Linked DNA regions of Homo sapiens: region 1 is linked to region 2. The links are chromatin loops, found by intact Hi-C in ENCODE. Cell type or tissue: Caco-2. All regions are shown on one strand. Links, peaks and the distances in the headings refer to the core of each region. The heading gives the core; the rest is flanking DNA. Region 1 has its middle 140 kb from the start of MID1. Region 2 has its middle 210 kb from the start of MID1.

Region 1 (8,988 bases), core at 763-8,762, 77 kb after region 2:
ATTAATACTTCCCCTCGCAAGTTATACCTATGCAAAAGCATGTTTATGAGATGTTTGTGGGGACAGTATAAAAAGGAAATGTAAAATTTTCATTTTCTTTGCTATCTGAGACATATCCAAGAAAATAAAAGGCATTTTACAGTTTTGGCATAAAGAATGTAAGTGATATTACATTCTTATATCTTTAGAGAGAGGGGGATTCAATTAAGCAAACCAGCAGAAGAATGAAAAGAGAAACGTGAGCAGTATATGCAGTAACCATTGCAGAATTGGCACAATTGTAGATTTATAAAAGGCAGTGTGCTCTCTTACTTCCCCCCGAGTGCAAGCCTTCACCTGCCCTTGACTGACTATCCAGGACATTGTCAGGCACTGAGCATTGATCTATCACAGGTGTAATTTGTGATCGACTTGATGCAATGTGTTTAACTCCAAAATCAGATTGGTTGGAAAAAATGCTTCTCAGAACGGTATGAGGATTTCATCAACAAAGTTTATGTGTACCTGGAAGAGAGGCTTGTGCAAAGCTAGCAGCGACTATGCGAGAGAGTCCGCTAGGAGAAGATCAGTGTCCTCAGGAGTCAGCGGACAACTCCAACCCAGATTCCCATTTGGCCTCTTCTTGCCTAATGTATCAAGCAACTGAATTCACTCGCTTAGAAAATTTTTTGTATCTGTTTGTAAATTGTGCTTTACAAACCACACAGGCATTTCTTATGCTAGAGAACTTGAGTGCTGAATTGTCCCTGAAAAGAGGAGTTGAGAATGGGAACTTGTGCAAATGAAATGGGTGCAGATTCCTGTATGGGGCAGGCAACACAGTGATGTAAATGACAGAGGTGGCTAAGAAACAAATGGGGTTGGGGGAGTGGCGGAGGGTGGGGTCAGAGGAAGACCAGGGAGGCAGTGAAGAAACATCAGGGCACTCCCTCCCCGTCCCCTAGGGAGAGAGAAGTCACAGGCGCTCCAGGTGAGCAGAGGAAGAAGCATCCTGCTGAAAGTGGCATCACAAAGGGGAAGGAAGGAAGATTATCTCACCCGTCACTGGCATAGATCACCAGAAGCGTTTCTCATCTCACTTCACTTTGGGAACCAGATTTGTGCGCCTATGTGATCCTCTTTCCAACTCCTTCCCACTGCAAGAGAAAGTTCTGAAAATAATTAGAACCACTTGGCCCACTACCAAGAGGCCCCACATCAAAGTTGTGCCTCAGCCCTGCGTCGCCAGCATTTCCTCGGTCTCCTTCAAATGTGAAACTGTTATGCAAAATTGAGTAACAGCACTCGCTTAGGACTAAATGTCTTCAAAGTCTCATTCTATGGCAATATCTTATCACAAATCTCCAAAGTGAAATTACTAGCAAGATTGCATGAGTTCAGCTATACCTTCAGTGCGTAATAATAGCATACATGCGTGTTGTCAATGTCCATTGAAAAAGGAGTATTTTCTATTTGGGACCTCCTGATAAAGGAATTAGTGTTTTACAGGATAAAAGACTCAAAATAGGAAAGTTTACACTGTGGGAACATAATCATTTGCCTGCCGGTGAAAAAGCAATAAACTGTGTTCAGATTTTAAATTGTTTGCTTCATTTGCTTGTTAAATTGATATAATTTCTAATTTGTATTCTTTAAATTTTTGCAGCTTTTCTTGAAGCTTACAAACAAGACATAAAATCCCTTTTAGTTAAATTTGGAGGAGAGCAACACAGAAAAAGTACTATTTAAAGGCCGGGCGCGGTGGCTCAAGCCTGTAATCCCAGCACTTTGGGAGGCTGAGGTGGGCGGATCATGAGGTCAGGAGATCGAGACCATCTCTCTACTGGTGAAACCCCGTCTCTACTAAAAATACAAAAAAATTAGCTGGGCGTGGTGGCGGGCAACTGTAGTCCCAGCTACTGGGGAGGCTGAGGCAGGAGAATGGCATGAACCTGGGAGGCGGAGCTTGCAGTGAGCCAAGATCACGCCACTGCACTCCAGCCTGGGCGACAGAGCGAGACTCCGTCTCAAAAAAAAAAAAAAAAAAAAAAAAAGGAAAGAAAAGAAAGAAAAAGTACTGTTTAAAGACTGGTTTCAAGAAAACATGGAGTCATTTGGAGACCTGAAAAAACTCTTTGTCAGTGGCCTACAGATTCAGATGAGGGTAATAAGGAGAACAAATAAACCTATTTAGAACAAGGACACTTTCTATCTGTCTTGATAGACAAACTAGTTTTAATGCAAAATATAAAGTGAATTATGAGGCCAGGTGCAGTAGCTCACACCTGAAATCCCAGTACTTTGGGAGGCTGAGACGGGCAGATTGCTTGAGCTCAGGAGTTCCAGACGAGCCTGGGCAACATGGCAAAACCCCATCTCTACAAAAAATACAAAACAAAAAAAAAAAAAAGCAGGGCATGCTGGCATATGCCTGTAGTCCCAGCTGCTTGGGAGGCTGAGGTGGAAGGATAACTTGAGCCTGGGAAGTGGAGGCTGCAAAGCGGAGATCATGCCACTGCACTCCAGCCTGGGTGACAGAGTAAGACCCTGTCTCAAAAATAAATAAATAAATAAATAAATAAAGTGACTTATGAGACCAATTGATGTACATTAATATGGTTTAAAACCATTATTAGGATTAATAAAATTTTGAGTTGTCTTCAAATCTGTATTTAAATTATTAATTTTTTCTGGTACATATTGAGTTAGTAAAAATAGAAACCCCCCTTTATAAATAACTACGTTGTTCAGAATAGCACATGTAAGCAGAACATTTATTTCTTTATTTCGATAGAGTTCCATTTCCTGTTGAAAAGTAAAACCCAAGAAAAAGAACATCCAGCTTAAACTATGTAATACTTTAAAAAGTAAGAGTTCAGATGTAAAGTTTCAATAATGAAAAAGTTCTTTTCTAATGAGATAGTTTCAGAAATACTTAATTTAATCCAAAAAAAATGACTTTTAAAAATTCTCCACACTTCTTGGAACTGCATGCATAAACCTCAGCAATTGCAGCAAGTATTCATTTTAGTTTTCATTGATGAAACAACTTTTCAAAAGATGTTCCATCCCATTGATCTTGCACATGGAGATCATTTAAACCCCGCTTTGGAAAATTTTCCTAATGATGCTTGTCAATATTTTCCTGATGGCAATGCTAGAAATTTCACATTTTGCCACCACTTTCATCTGCAGGTGACAGATGCACACATCCATTATGTGGTCCAATAAAAGAGAATCATTTTCATCTGTCAACTCGGTAATCCAATTTCAGCAAACCTAAGCTGTGCTAGTGCAGTGTGTTGGATCCAAGTGTGATCCTTGCACTAGCAGCAGCACAACCTGGACACTTGTTAGAAATGCAGATTCTCAGGCCCCACCCAGATTTACTGAGTCAGGAATTCTGACGGGGTCAAACCCAACAATCTGTTTTGGCAAGCCCTCCAGCTGAGGCTGATGCCCAAGTTCAAGGACCACCATGCTAAGATGTCTGGGTGCATGCAGGGAGCAATGAAAATGCTATGGAGACTGAGACCTGGTGCTCCTGGTATTCATGTCATAGAGGTGATTTTAATTTGGGAGGTTTTCAAACATGGTGAGAGCACCTTCAATTTCTTAGGACAACAGAGAGGTAACATGGCAATGCAACTTGGGTCCAATGCCCGGGAAAGTGCTGGCAGCCTTTGCAAGTGAATTCTGCACACTTGTCATTTTTAGCTTATCTGGAAATCTATATATGCCACCTGAGCTTTCAGCCCACAACATAAAGGCCTGACTTTATATCTGATGAATCCCTCTTCTCTGCAAAACCTGTATGTTTTCTTCCAGGAGAGTACATTGCCACAAGTGTATGCTGCATTGTTTTTCATGTTCTTTCTCTGTGTGTTTGAGTGTGTGTCTATCTCCCCCTTCTGATGCATACATAAGTGACTGGACACGTAGCCTTGACCCGAGCTTGTGTGTGTGACTTCACATGGTAGGAATGTCTGTGAAGTGAGGGAGTTGGACTGGAGACTCCCAAAGGTCCTCCCTGCTTGGAAATGCTACAAGTCCACATGCCCTACACGATTGTACTTGTCTTTCTTTGTTCACTGTAATTTAGCATATTAATTAGATAAAATCAATTCAAATACTCCATTCGAAATGCTCTCAGAATTAAAAGCTCCTTATGAAATTGCCTACTTTGCTCCTAACATGCAATGTCTTTATTTCTAATTTCATTGCTCGCTTGTGTATGATTACATTACACTTATCAAATAGAGAAACTTATTTGAAAACACTTGCATAAATAAGTAGCATGGGATTTTTTTCTCCTTCCAAAGGAGCTTAATTTATATGGACTATAGAAATGCCCTGTCATAAGTGGCCGTATGCTATATGCTCTTAATTTTGCATGTCCATATGAAGCTGTATGTGTGCATATACAGAGAAATGTGATTATGTCCTGGATATCTTGTTCATTTCATTTCTTAAGGTGGTGTCATGTCACCAAGAAAATTAGTGATAGATTCACATCACAGAGTAGAATTCTATTCATTAGATATTTTTTGCAAAGTGCAGCTTCTTTTCTTGCTTCCTCATAAGTTGTGAGCATGTGGGCGGGCAAGCACAGGAAAGCATTTAGCAACAGAAAACAGAAGCAAACTGTCTCCTTTCCACCAGTTTCCCCACCTCAATTTTGTTCTCATATTTCTTTACTTCAGTGGGCCATCTCTGACATTCTAAACTTTCTGGAACTCTTTCTCAGTTCCCCGGGCTGTTCTTCATATGCCTCTGTTTCTCTGAAGGCTATAAAGAGATGTGCTCACAACAGGCTCCCAGGAGTCCATGGGGAAATTGTTGACATTCTTTCCCGCTGAACTAGGTTGGCTCGCTCCACATTTCTTAGTTCATTTGGAATTCCACAGCTGCCACCTGAGCTTTTATGCTGTCGATAACGACCCCTGGCTTGGGGGGTGGTGAGATTCTGTTTTAGTCATGCTGTAGTCTGCCTTTTACCAAATGTCTTTGCCATGAAGTAGGGGGTAAATCTGTTCTTTTTCTTATGCTTCTCGAGGAATGACAGATAACTCCCTTTGCTACATGAAAGCATCATCTGACATTTAATTTGTTTGGTTTTTACAATTCATTTTTCCATTCTCATTGCCAGGTTAGTTACTATCTCCCATCAGCAACTCTTGAACAACAACAAAAAAAAAATCTATATACGGGAAAATGAAAATGTTTCAATATTCTTCAGTTTTTCTACTTTTGTTACTGTTCTAGAGAGGGAGGTAGATTTTTGTTTTCTGCAATCTTCTCCGTGAATCACTTTTACTTCTCTATGTCTTAACAGGGGACATATTTGAATTTGGACTTTGCTTATTTTTCCAAAGCATCTCTGTTTAAATCATCAATCTACAAACAAACTTCAACCACAGTCCAACTTATAACTAGCTAAATAGGATTTACACTAACGTTTTCTTGCTTATCCCCTTATATCAATGTCACTGTAGGATTACTTTTTCAAACTTTTCCTGCAAGTTCTCTGGAGTTGGACTGTTGGTATGAGCAACAGCCTGGTAAAAATCACATATCTTAGAATCAAACTTATACGAAAACATATTTTAAGGGTAATATAAAACCCAACATTTTCATATGTTTAGTGACAACTTTGAATTTAGCTACCTAGCAAAACAATAAAAATAAGAATTATGTTTAATATATTTTGCAACTAAATAATTACTGTTTTTCAATAACGAGACTTTTCACTTGAGGTAATGTGAACTTTCCAAGGGAAATGTTCCCTAGACCCTAGACTGATCATGGAGATTGCAGGGCCATAGAAAATGGCCCTCTGGTCCCACACACCCGGCTAATCGCATCACCATCATACAGTGCACCTCGCTCACTCGGGAAATGAAAACAAGATAAAGCAGGAGGGAAGGCTTAATTGATCTCAGTCTCTCTCTGTTTGGGAAGTGTTTATTTTAAAAGATAAAATTTCATTTCAGGGGGTCTTACGAGATAAAATTCAAATAGAAAAATTGTCTTCATTGCTTCAACAGTTATGTTAAGGTTATTTACAACAGCATTTTTTTCCCATAAAATATAGCAGAGTACATTTTTCAGTGAGAAAAGCTAACATTTGAACCCACAACGTCTGAAGGTATTCTGTACGTTTTATCTCTGGTGGCAGCTGATGTACCAGCAGGCTGACAGATGACAAAAAAAACAAAAAACAAAAAACAAAAAAAAACTCTCTTGTCTATTCTTTTCTAATAAGACAATTCAGTGGAAATAAGAGAACTCACCTGATCCAAAAATGTCTTCAGTTCAACAATATCTCTCTTCAGGAATTCAGCACTCAGGCAAATATTTTATTTGCCCTCATAACAAAACAAAAACAAAAACCAAACCAACCACTCTGTTCTTCTGAACTTTTGCCAACTTAAATATCTCTTTCAAACCTTCTCTATCTGCTTATTCACATTAAGCTAGAACTACACCATTTGTACAGCTTTTCAGGAGATTTGTGACAGGTCTGAAAAGGATTTGAATTTTTTACTTGGACTTTTGACAACTCCCACTACAGAAGTTATTGTCCAGGTTATGTGGCTTAGTAGCCTAAAACTTCAAAGGGCTTCGCTTAGTCAAAATTACTTAAATACCCTATTTTATTATTTTTATAATTGTAGCTTTTAAAAAAGATTAATACCAATTTTCAACATGCTTTTAGCATCCAGTTTGCCACCTACCAATACATGCATCACTATTTTCTAGATGTGGATATTTTGGGGACACGATATAAAAATATTTTACAACTTTTTTGAATTTTCCCCAAAGTTCATTTTCAAACTCCAGGCAGAGAGAAATGTTTCCGAATTAGTCATTTTTAAAATTTTTTTGAGCAAGCCTATCTTTTCCCAACATTGCATTGCTTTTTATCCTGTGAGATTTTAAACACCTTTCATTTAAATGTTTTTTTTTTTGAAGTGTGCACTGGATGTGTCTAATGAACAGTCCTTGAAAACAGAATCACCTTATTTATAAATTCAATTCTCTTTCCATTCATATGAGGAACTTTATCCTTCCTCAGGGCATATATTTAATAACTATTAATGAAATCTGAAATTATATATGAGCACTGAGACCTGAATTTGCTACTCATTTTTTTTTTCCAGTGGAAATTTCATAAGGGTTTTGGCATGGGAACACAGCAGGCATTTAAGGCAGATGGAATAATATGGTTGGCCACAATGGCTCCGAAGGAATCATAACAGTTTATAATCAATAATTTGCTTACTAGGGAAGACAGTCTTTTCAGCCAAATCAGCACATAGCATACTGTTCATCCTCCCAGTTAGACAGCCGACTACTGCCACCGTTCTGCAAGCCTTTGATTCCCATGGATTTACATGTGCAAGCTGGGGGCTCAGTGCTCATTTGTTTTGTCTTTTAAGATTTCAGTTTCCACCCTCCCCTTTTCACATGTCTTATTCCAACTTCCCCTTAAAACTGCAGAAGCCATTTGAGCAAACAGGGCCACAGGGACCAGATTCAGCAGGCACCCTGCCTTCAGAAAGAGGCAGGACTTCCCGAGGAGGAGGGTCCATCTCAACTGGTTTTAGGCCAGAGACTAGACGGAAGGGGATTTGCACGACAGGTAGGGGAAGGGCCTTTAGAATTTCAGATGTGTTGTAACTGGGCAAGTTAATTTCAGATGTGTTATAACTTGAAATTAGAAAAGTCATTTCAAGAATTTTTTTAAGAGAAAACCATAGTAGGGTCAAGACTCTGAGAGATGAGGTAAGCAAGAGAGGTAGAAAAACCTGTCCTCACCTAATAGGCTACACTACAGAGCAACGTCACCCTTGAGTACCAGTTTCCATGCAGGGGATGGAGAAATCTGGAAAATAAGGAGGCCAAGAAAGAAGGTATCTAGGCAGTTGGCTTCCATGGGCTCTTGCAGGATTCTAGGCAAATAGGCTATTTGGGGCTATCTACCAGATTGACAATGCTTTATCTACCAGAAAGATGGCCCTGTATTTTCTCATTTAATCCTCTCAACAGTTCTGTGACACAGGTATTATGATTATCCCATTTTTTAGGTACCAATGTGAGGCACAGGAACTCTGGGTAACCTGCCTAAGGTGTCATAGCTTTTAAGAATTGAGTAGGATTCGAAGTAGGTAGACTGACACAAGAATTCGCATGCTTGCCCCCTGCACTATACTTCTTACCTTGGCTTCTTTGGAGTAAAGAAAACTATTTCCAAACTCTGCTGGTATGTGAAGCAAGTTTCCTTACAAGAGAAGCTCCCTGGCTTCCTATGACTTGAGGAGAGGAGTGGACACTGTGGAGAGGTGAGCATGTTAGTCTGTTTGCATTGCTCTAAAGGAATACCTGAGACTAGGTAATTTATAGGGAAAATAAATGTATTTAGGCTCACAGTTCTGCAGGCTGTACAGGAAGCATGGTGCCAGCATCTGCTTCCAGTGAGGGCCTGAGGAAGCTTACAGTCATGGTGGAAGAGGAAGGGAGAGCAGCCATGTCACATGGCAAGAGAGGGAGCAAGAGAGAGAAGGGGGAGGTCCCAGACTGTTTTAAACAACCAGATCTCATGTGAACTAACTGAGCAAGGAGTCACTTATCACCAAGGGGATAGTGCTAAGCCATTCTTGAGTGATCCACCCGCATGATCCACCTCCTACTGGGTTCCTCCAATATTGGGGGTCACATTTCGGCATGAGATTTGGAGGGGACAATATCTAAACCATATCAGTGGGTGTTTCTTCTGAAACCTTAAGAGGGGCCAAAGAGGGCAAATGCTGACAGTTGACCAAAAATGGGGCTTGAAATTTCCTTTTTATTTCAGACAATGAAGACCCTTTTGTGGTTTGGTTGATTGGTGTTGTTATTGTTGTTGACAAGGTCTCCTCCTCTGTCACCCAGGCTGTAGTGCAGTGGCATGATCTTAGCTCACTGAAGGCTCAACCTCTTGGGCTCAAGCGATCCTCCCATGTCAGC
Region 2 (8,988 bases), core at 327-8,326:
TCACTTCTTTATGTGCAGAATGAATAAGAAAAATCACTCCATTGTCCATCCAGCTTCCTGAGCATCTTCAAGATGCTTTCAAGTTGCATCTAATTGTCCTCCTCAGTTGTTAGATAAAAGGACATTGTCATGATACGGCTGATGCATCAAGTTTTACTTTCCCCCAGTATTTATCTGATTTGGCTCAGCCCGGGTCTACCCAGTCTAATCATGGTAAGGTCCACCTCAGGTTAGTAAGAGTAACTTGCACTAACTACAGTGAAAGCTGTTGCTTGGACATCATTCATTTATTAATATTGCTATATTTATATGGAACTTCAATTAGACATTCTTGTGTTGTGAGAAATTTAGGAAAACATTAGATTTTCACATCCCATAATATAGATATACACAGTCTTTTCTGTAAGACTGTAAGCTCCATGAGGGTGGGGAACGTGCCAAGCTTCTTTATGGCGTTACTCCTAGGATGTAGCAGAATGCCTGGACCATAAGAAATGTCAACAGATATATGAAGAATGATTGAAATGAAATCTCCTTAGGTACTTTCAGAAATCTAATATGTTGAGCCATTTTCACTTCCACTGGCAGGTGAAGCTCAGAAGCATTATGTATCCAAGGTCACACATCCAAGAGATGGAACTGGAATTGAAATATCTTTGGACTCTAAGTCATCTGCTCTTTTTTGGCTACTGTGGTACACTCAGGGTGCATAGAAATAGTGAGCTTTCTGGAGTCTGATGCAGTGTGTTTTAAATTGTAGCTCAACTACTCATTAGTTATATATCATTAGGAATTTCTAAACTCTATCCCCTGATGTTTTCTTCAAACCACAATGATATTTTCTCCCCTTCAAATAGGTCTTGTATTTTATTTAGTTTCCCATAAGTGCTATTTTTTGGCATGGTGTAATTATTTAGCTGTAAGTACTCTTTCACTGGGGTCCTCTATGGTTAGGTTGAATTCATGCTGCTTCAGTGATCCAGACTTTCCCAAACCATTTCTTGAGGCCTCTAAAATGGATTTAGCAGAGGATTGTATTTCCTCTCTGAAATATGCTACTTTGAGATCCAAATTTCATTTTGACCTTCCAATTCAACAGTTATAGCCTATGATATTTTGTGTTTAAAGCCTAAATGATTGTTTGCTTAGAATTGTAAGAACAGGCCAGGCACAGTGGCTCATGCCTATAATCCCAGCACTTTGGTAGGCCGAGGCGGGAGGAACACCTGAGGTCAGGAGTTTGAGACCAGCCTGGCCAACATGGTGAAACTCCATCTCTACTAAAAATACAAAAAGTAGCTGGGCGTTGTGGCAGGGGCCTGTAATCCCAGCTACTCAGGAGGCTGAGGCAGGAGAATTGCTTGACCCCAGGAGGCAGAGGTGGCGGTGAGCCGAGATCGTGCCACTGCACTCCAGCCTGAATGACAGAGCAAGACTCCATCTCAAAAAAAAAGAGAAAGAAAAAAAAAAGAATTGTAAGAACAAATTTGGAGGCCAGCTTAAGGCATTTAGAGGTTTAGCCTGCCCTGGGAAAAAAAAATGCATTCTTTGTCTTGCAACAACCTGTTAATAAAGTCTAAAGTTTCTACATAAACAGAACTTACTTCAGTGGGAATTATGAGGACACAAAGAGTGCAGATCATAAATGGACTATATTAGTGAAAGCCATTTACCTAGCATGGTACAGAGTTTCATTTAAGATTAATGAAAACCCAGTAAGTAGAAAACACTGATATTCCTTCCAGTGGAGGAATCAGGATGAATCTTAACTTGATACAATAGAGATGTGAGTACTGTGAACAGAAAAATGTGTGCAATATTTGCCAAGTTATATTTTCATAATATTTTATAACCCAAATTTATATTCAATAAAAATACACTCTCTATCTCATTTTATGATCTTTCTGGAGACATTTAAAGGGAGTCATGTTAACAGTAAGTTATGACTTTATAAAAAGTATTTTAATAAGTTTGTATATTGCATTTAAATTCTCTGGACATATGATTATTAAAAATTATATTTGAAAATGGAAAATTGCCATTTTAATGTTCTTCTGTCTCTTAAAGTTGATTCTATTTTGGGAAATGCTATTGGAGTTAAATTCTTTATCTGGGGTTTTGGATTTGCCAAAAACTGATCATGAGACTTTGGACCAATCACTTTATCTCTGTAAGCCAACTTTATTATTGTGAAGAGGAAATACTACACACTTCACAGTGTTCCTGCAGAGATAAGAAGAGAAATTGTATGCAAAAGTTTTTCCCAGTGGAAATTGCTATTCAAAAATAGTTACCCTTCCTGGCAGTGCAATTTTTGTTCCTTACTCATCTCGGCAGAAACTTTTTGACATTGGTTTGTGTTGGTGCTCACTTAGGTGGCATCAGAAGATTCATTATCTCGCCTGTCCTAAACAGAGACCTAAAACAGCCTTGAGCTGTTTTTAATAAGGTTGTCACTACTCAAGGAGCAGTCAACCCATGGATGAAATAAAAACAAGTGTTTCATTTTGAGATAGGTCCTTTTTAGCAGACAATCTTCATCTCTAGTACACAGGAAAGTCTCAAGTCTCCATATTGTCTTCAGTGGAATTGGCTAGAATTTTTTAAAATTATTACTTTACTAAGTAGTAGATAAAATGTAAGGGGAAGAGCTATAGAGTTCTTTTGAAGATATATTTTCTTATCTTCTTAAATCGAGGAAGTTGTTTAAAAATGTTTACATACAAGTATGCAAATTCGCAAGTCTTAGATTTCTTTCCTGAAACCATCAAATAACACATCAGCATGTGGGCTTAGGAGGGTTGTTATTGGAATAGATGTCATTATCTGTCATTTTGCCCATCAAAAAATACAGTAGCAATTACTGCATTGTAAAGGGAGAAAACGCAAAATGATTGTATTGCATTATCTACCAAAGGCCTGGGAAAGTTGAATAACTATTCGTTACTATGCTCAAATAAGGATTTGAGCCTTATTTGATGGAGGTTTATTCACATTCTCTTTCTGTCACATGTTCTATTCACTTCTTTGAAAATAATCTCAAGTTCAATTACCCTGGTTTTAAAAACATGAAAGACAACTTATAAAATGTTACACTTTTTTCCCCTACAATGCCTTCAGATAATATGAGGCTGGTCACAGCCCATGATATAAAATACTAACTGTTGACTCACAGTCACACTACAAGGGCCAATTTTACAGACTGCCAGGATAAAGATGATTTTAATTAAATTGCACAAATCCCTTTGTACTGCAACCAAACCCCTACGCAGGCTGATCAACTCTGAGCCATTCTGGTGTGTATAGAGTTAACCAGGTTACCAGGATTCCTAGTTAACTTCTTTCACCAGGAATGCAATTCATGTTTACCTATATAAGGAAACCTGTTAGGCTGACCTGAGTTTGGCGGATTTTTGCGCTGACTGAGAGGCGTGTAAGCACACACCCTGGAGAGGGGGAGTGATTCCGAGCTGGACAGAGCAAGCTTCCTGAACGCCCCAGCCATTCAGCTGATCCGAGGCAAAGAGCCGGCACTTGCCCCAGCCCAGCCTGCTTGAAGGACCTACAGGTTTGTCTCTTCCAGATCAGAACTGAGGAACAAAAACCCCCATCCTGGGAAAAATGGGGAAGCTGGTGAGTCTTACCACTCTCTCTCTGCTTGCTTCTGCTAAGTGGCACGCCTGTCTGCTCTCACCCAGGAAGCAAAGTAAGAGGCGTTGCTCAGCCTCTAACCCCACAGCTCCTTCCTGAACAAATACAATGCTTTGCGAATACCTCCAGACAACTTTTTCTGCCTGTTTTGCACACCGAAAATCCACAGAGGCAATGATTTTTAGCACTTTAGACATTCCAGAGAGTGTTTTTCCTAGGCAAGCGTTTCTATACTGTCGTGATGAGCAAACTTTCTCATCTTTGTTACACTCTAAAACAGTGGAAATTAGCCTTGGGGTGCTTTGTGAGGAAGGCTGAGTCCCCAAGGAAGTGATAGTAAATCTAAATGGGGTTTTTAAAACCACAGGCAGTGTGATATTCTGCAAAAGCGTAATTTGTCACTAAAAAGGCAGTCTGAAGGTATCATTTTTCATTCACGCAGCAGCAAAATCCTTGCATCCTGCATATGTAATAAAGGACACCTTCTGAGACACTGAGGAAAAATAGAAGCCGAGCTGGCCTCTTTGTTCTAGACAATGTAAAGAAACTCGCTCTTGCGTTTTGACAAGGAGCGTATGTCTATTTATATATATGGCGAGAACGGTGAATAAAGGCTTTATGTCAAAGGTATTGTGGTCAATTGAGTTAAAATCTGGCTATATTCTATATGTGTACAAAAATCTCAATCTGAATGTAATTAAACATGGAAATGTGAAAGTGTTTAACAGACTTGCAGGGAAATTTTAATTATACTTGGGAACAGCCAATTGTAAGAGACAACTGGGAAAGGAAAAAAAATGTTTCAGCTGAGTTCTGGGGCATAGGTAAAACTTTTGCAAAGAAAGTCAATTTTTTATAGCTGTCAAAAGTGATTTGGAATCAGGTAAAAAAATTTATTTTTATTTTTTCATGGTGATGTGGTTTTTTGAGTTGAATTAACTTGGATAATTGTGTTGAATGATTTGACTGCTCGTCTTTCAAAGGAATACTGTTGTTTTCTGTCATATACAGACTTTATCCTGAGTTTTGGGAGCAGGTTTGTGCTACTGACTGCAACAAGTGGCACAAAGACTCAATTTCAGATTTCTGATATTATGAAATTAATTGCTTAAGTTAATTTAAAGAAAAGTAATCAGTGCAAACAAGGAGATTTGAGAAAATGACCACGTTTTTAAAAAATGCAAGTCATAGTCCATTCCCTAGTGAGACTATTGATTTCAAACAGGCATTGGCAACTGCCTAGTCATAAGGACAAAAGCTATGGCCAATTTTCTCTAGGATCTTTGACTCTAGAAAGCATAACTTTCGCAAGGACACAGTTTAAATGAAACTTGTTCACCTCTGTGAGAATGAAACATAGAAAAGCACCGTGTATAATACAATAGACACTTTAGTAAATAAAATTCTTAATAGCACAAGCCGCAGAACAGAAGGGACAATGCAAATGTTTTAAAGTTTATCTTTTCAGTGCTGCTCAGAAAAATATGAGTCTTGACATTCTGTTGCTGTCGATGGGAGTCAGCAACCCAGGAGACACAAAACACTGTTTTAGAATATACAGTTAATAACAGATGGTTTAATACCAGGTTTTCTCACCCTGCTGATGAGATGGCCCCAAGCCAAATCAGCCAGCACGTCTGCCGTTTTTCCTGTGAGTTGATATGTACATAGTTATTATACACTAATTACACTAACAGCCAAGGGAATATATAACCAGAAAGACAGATAAGTCTCCTGGGGTAAGGAGGGCAAGGGGGCGGTGTATGCATAGGGTTTTTGGATCTCATGTTTAGAATTATCCTTGCCAGTGGCATATGAATTACTGCAGATTACTGGGAGTCTCACGGCTAGAATCTACTCATCCCCGGCTCCTCAGCAGCCTGTTTGGGGGTAATAATATTGTTTATGGTATTTAACACTTTAGTATTAACAAAGTTCCAGGAGGATTCCTTCTTAAAGATTAAAGTTTTTCCAGTGTCTGAACTAATCCTCCAATTAAAGACAGTTAGGACCTATATTGTTGCATTGACCCTTTTCAAGTCACAGTACTGCGTGCTTGCATGGAGGGTTTAACCAATCGGCAGCCTCCGTAGATCTGCAAGATGTTAGTAGGTGCCCTGGTTAAAAGAGGTTGGAAAATACTGGACAAAAACAAACAAACAATGGGAAATAGGTCTTCTCAGAGCCTTAATATGTTCATTTATTAATACGTGTTTTGACTCCCTGAGAGAAGTATAGTGTGCACCATATGAAGTATGGTTTGCTGCAAACTTACTTGATGGCTCATTTCTAGGCTGATCATTTTGAGAAACATTCTTTAAAACAAAGCTTCTCAATGGATGGACCTCAGAGCACTGGTAAATGATGAGTGGGTTGCAGACATACCCAGCTGTTAACCCCTCTTGGCACATGGGCCATCAGGCTGTGGCTGGCCTGAGCTGATCCCTGGAAGGTTATTTCTGGATCACATAGCTTCATCAGTTTACCTCCATATATGGTGCAGATTGCATCAATTTCTCTGTCATGATGTGCTAAAGTTAGGAAACTGCCTTTGACAATCTAGGCCCAGAATATTGATCAAACCAGTCAAAATACCCCAACACTGTATTAACTTGGGCCTGGGGGCTCATGCAATCATGAGAGTGTTAAGGCCCTCTACATGTTATCCAGTTTGTCCTCTTTATTTTATAAAGAATTTAATGATGTGTTCTATAATGTGTGTATGTGTGTGTGCTATTCTATTCTTAGAAGTTTCCTGAACAACTGATGGCAAAGTGCTTCATGGAATCCTTTCTAACATTTGGTTATTGCTTATACTTCCCTTTCTCAAACTGCTATCAGGGTTTGTTTGGCTGGGATTCTCCCACCACTAATATGGCTTAGTCCAGGGGCGATGGACATAAAAGAACCTGGCTTTAAAGGTTATTTGTTAAATTCAAATCCTTTTCTTGGGCACTGTACCAAATTTGTACACAGCATTTCTATCACTGGTGAACTTTCTCTGGCTTCCTCTGCCTACCATTTGACATCGATTATCTTTCAAAAACATTTTTTGCATTATTAATTCCTGTTACATTCATTCAGCAAATATTTATTGAGTGCCTTTTGAAGTCCTATGCTAAGTACTCTGGAGGAAAAATGGGTATATAAGAGACAGATGAATTTAAACCAAGTCTTCATGCAATGGATAGCATTTCTGCAAAGAGAAATCTCATTACCTGAATGGTGCAAGATGTGAAACATGATTTGCTGCAAACTTACTTGATCACTCACTCTTTTGCTAATCGTTCTCTAAATCAGAGCTTCCCAACTGGTGGCCACAAAACACTGGTGGGCAATGAACAAGTAACTGATACGTCAAGATATTCATGCTTTCACTGACCAGATGATCTCCATGTCAGATAATGCCAGGTAGATGCCAATAAACTTGGTGTGCTTATAGAGGAAGGACCACTTGATTCTCCCTGCAGAGCATCTATAAATAACTGAGAGTTGGATGATGCCAGTTTATATTTTGTTAATGTAATTTTCAAAACCACTCTCTTTGGGGTTGTCAAGTATTCCTGGGGTGCCACATGGAGAAGAGCTATTTCCATAGTACTAGGTAACTTGAGAGCTTTTATAATGGCTTGTAATCACTGGAAATTATTAGCGTACAAGTTTCGGTAACAATTCTTATAAAGTAGGCAAGAGCAGCTGCCATTACTTCTAAGGTCATACCTGTAAGGCTTAGAATTGGGGACTATGAATTAATAATGAGTTTGCACCAGTAGGATTTTCCAAGTACCTAGGGCATTAGTAAAACCAATTTAAAATATATTTATATTTGAGGAAAGGTTAGCTGGTGAGGTGATAGTCAGGACTATGACTTCTAGTTAAATGTAAAAGTACATTTCCGTTTTTAAATTAATTGCTTGCAATCACATATAAGGGAATCTTCTGTGAATGAACCTTTCAAAGACATTGAGTTACTATAAATATTAATGTCAATGGTTCATTTAATGTTATTTTTATTTTAAAAGAAAATAAAAATGGATTGCTGTGCTTTGGGGAATATAGCATTTTCAGAAATGCATGGTACATAATAGCTGAAGCTGCATAAAGAATGGTTCTAACTGTGTGTGAGTTGAGTATACTCACACTCTCTTGTGAGTTGCTCTTCACTTGTCTAAACTTGAGACAAAAATGAAATTAAGCAGAGCCTCCTCAAATTGACAGTTTGAGTTTTAACACGTGACAGAATTGGAATTTTGGTCAAAGAGCCTGAGCCAGAAAAGGCTGAATTATTTATAGCTATTGTTCTGCAACAGAGGCCTTGATTATTTTAACCAAAATTATTTCTCCCCCTGAGTATCTAATTGTGCAGTTATTTATATCTGTACTGACACACTCATCATGTATTGCCTTGGGGGAACAAAACAGCATATAAACTACCAGAGAACAGATAACAAGTTTACTCGAACTGATATCCTTGGCTCAATGTTAAGAAACAAAAGAATGGTAGTGTTTCCCAAGTTTCTTCCAGAGCAATGAATGGTGGGTTTGGCCAAGACATTTTAAACTTCTCAGGGATTCAATTTCCTCATCTATCGATGGAGACATAAATACACACTTCATTGGACGGTTATGAGTATTGAAAATGGTCATGTCTGTGAACGTACCTGGCACAATGCTGGGCATGAGGCCAATCAGTAAATATTGGCTGGATCTGAAATGGGTGGGGATAAGTTAGGCACATCGTCAAGTAAACAATTCAGGGGTTGAAGAAGTAGAAGCAGATGCACACTGGTGGCCCTTATGTAATTTTGCCCACTCAATGATTTAAAATTTGTGTTTCAGTGAAGCATGATATACCTTCTAATGTCTTACACCATGTCCTCTGTTTATTGGTGTTACCTGTTTGTCCCTTGTAGGTTTTTGTGTTTGACACCCTTGCTCTAAAGACTTCTTTCTTCTCTAGCAATCTACGTCTTCTCAATGTAGATTTCCCCCTTTTAAGGTGTTTTCTCAAAAGTACCGTATTTTATAAAGCAAAAAAATACTCACTTCATACTTATTAATTTAACAGCTTGAAATCTTTTTCACCAGCAATGGCGGGAGGAGCTGGGCTAGCAAATTCATTGGTAAAAGCCACTTGCCCCCCTAGATTACCCTCAGACCCCAGTCTCTTTCTCTAATTCCCCATCCACCAACACCCTACCCCAGCAGAATGTAACATTTAATCTGATGTGGCGTCCAAGATGTGGAGAGAATGTATCCCATGCGCTAACATATCTTGGCAAGAGTTCACTCTTTGCTAAGGCAAGTGGGGGCCATATGGTGTTTGTGTAATGAGGA

What was found. Peaks named below come from ENCODE experiments on the same cell type or tissue, not always from the same donor. Only the 100,000 strongest peaks of a DNase experiment are listed, where the experiment ranks them.
Region 1: it touches region 2 in a loop (2.2-fold over the local background); 3 of 110 quality-filtered maps call a loop at or near these places.

The regions. Positions count from the first base shown.
Region 1 is chrX:10,751,529-10,760,516 of GRCh38, reverse strand. It overlaps a transcript of MID1 not described here. Among named protein-coding and RNA genes, the nearest start is that of MID1, 140 kb to the right of the region's middle. In Caco-2, for the core only: no CTCF peak of the experiment used is centred there; DNase peaks (open chromatin) are centred at 3,946 and 4,876.
Region 2 is chrX:10,828,199-10,837,186 of GRCh38, reverse strand. It overlaps a transcript of MID1 not described here. Among named protein-coding and RNA genes, the nearest start is that of MID1, 210 kb to the right of the region's middle. In Caco-2, for the core only: no CTCF peak of the experiment used is centred there; a DNase peak (open chromatin) is centred at 3,436; H3K4me3 peaks cover 2,974 bases.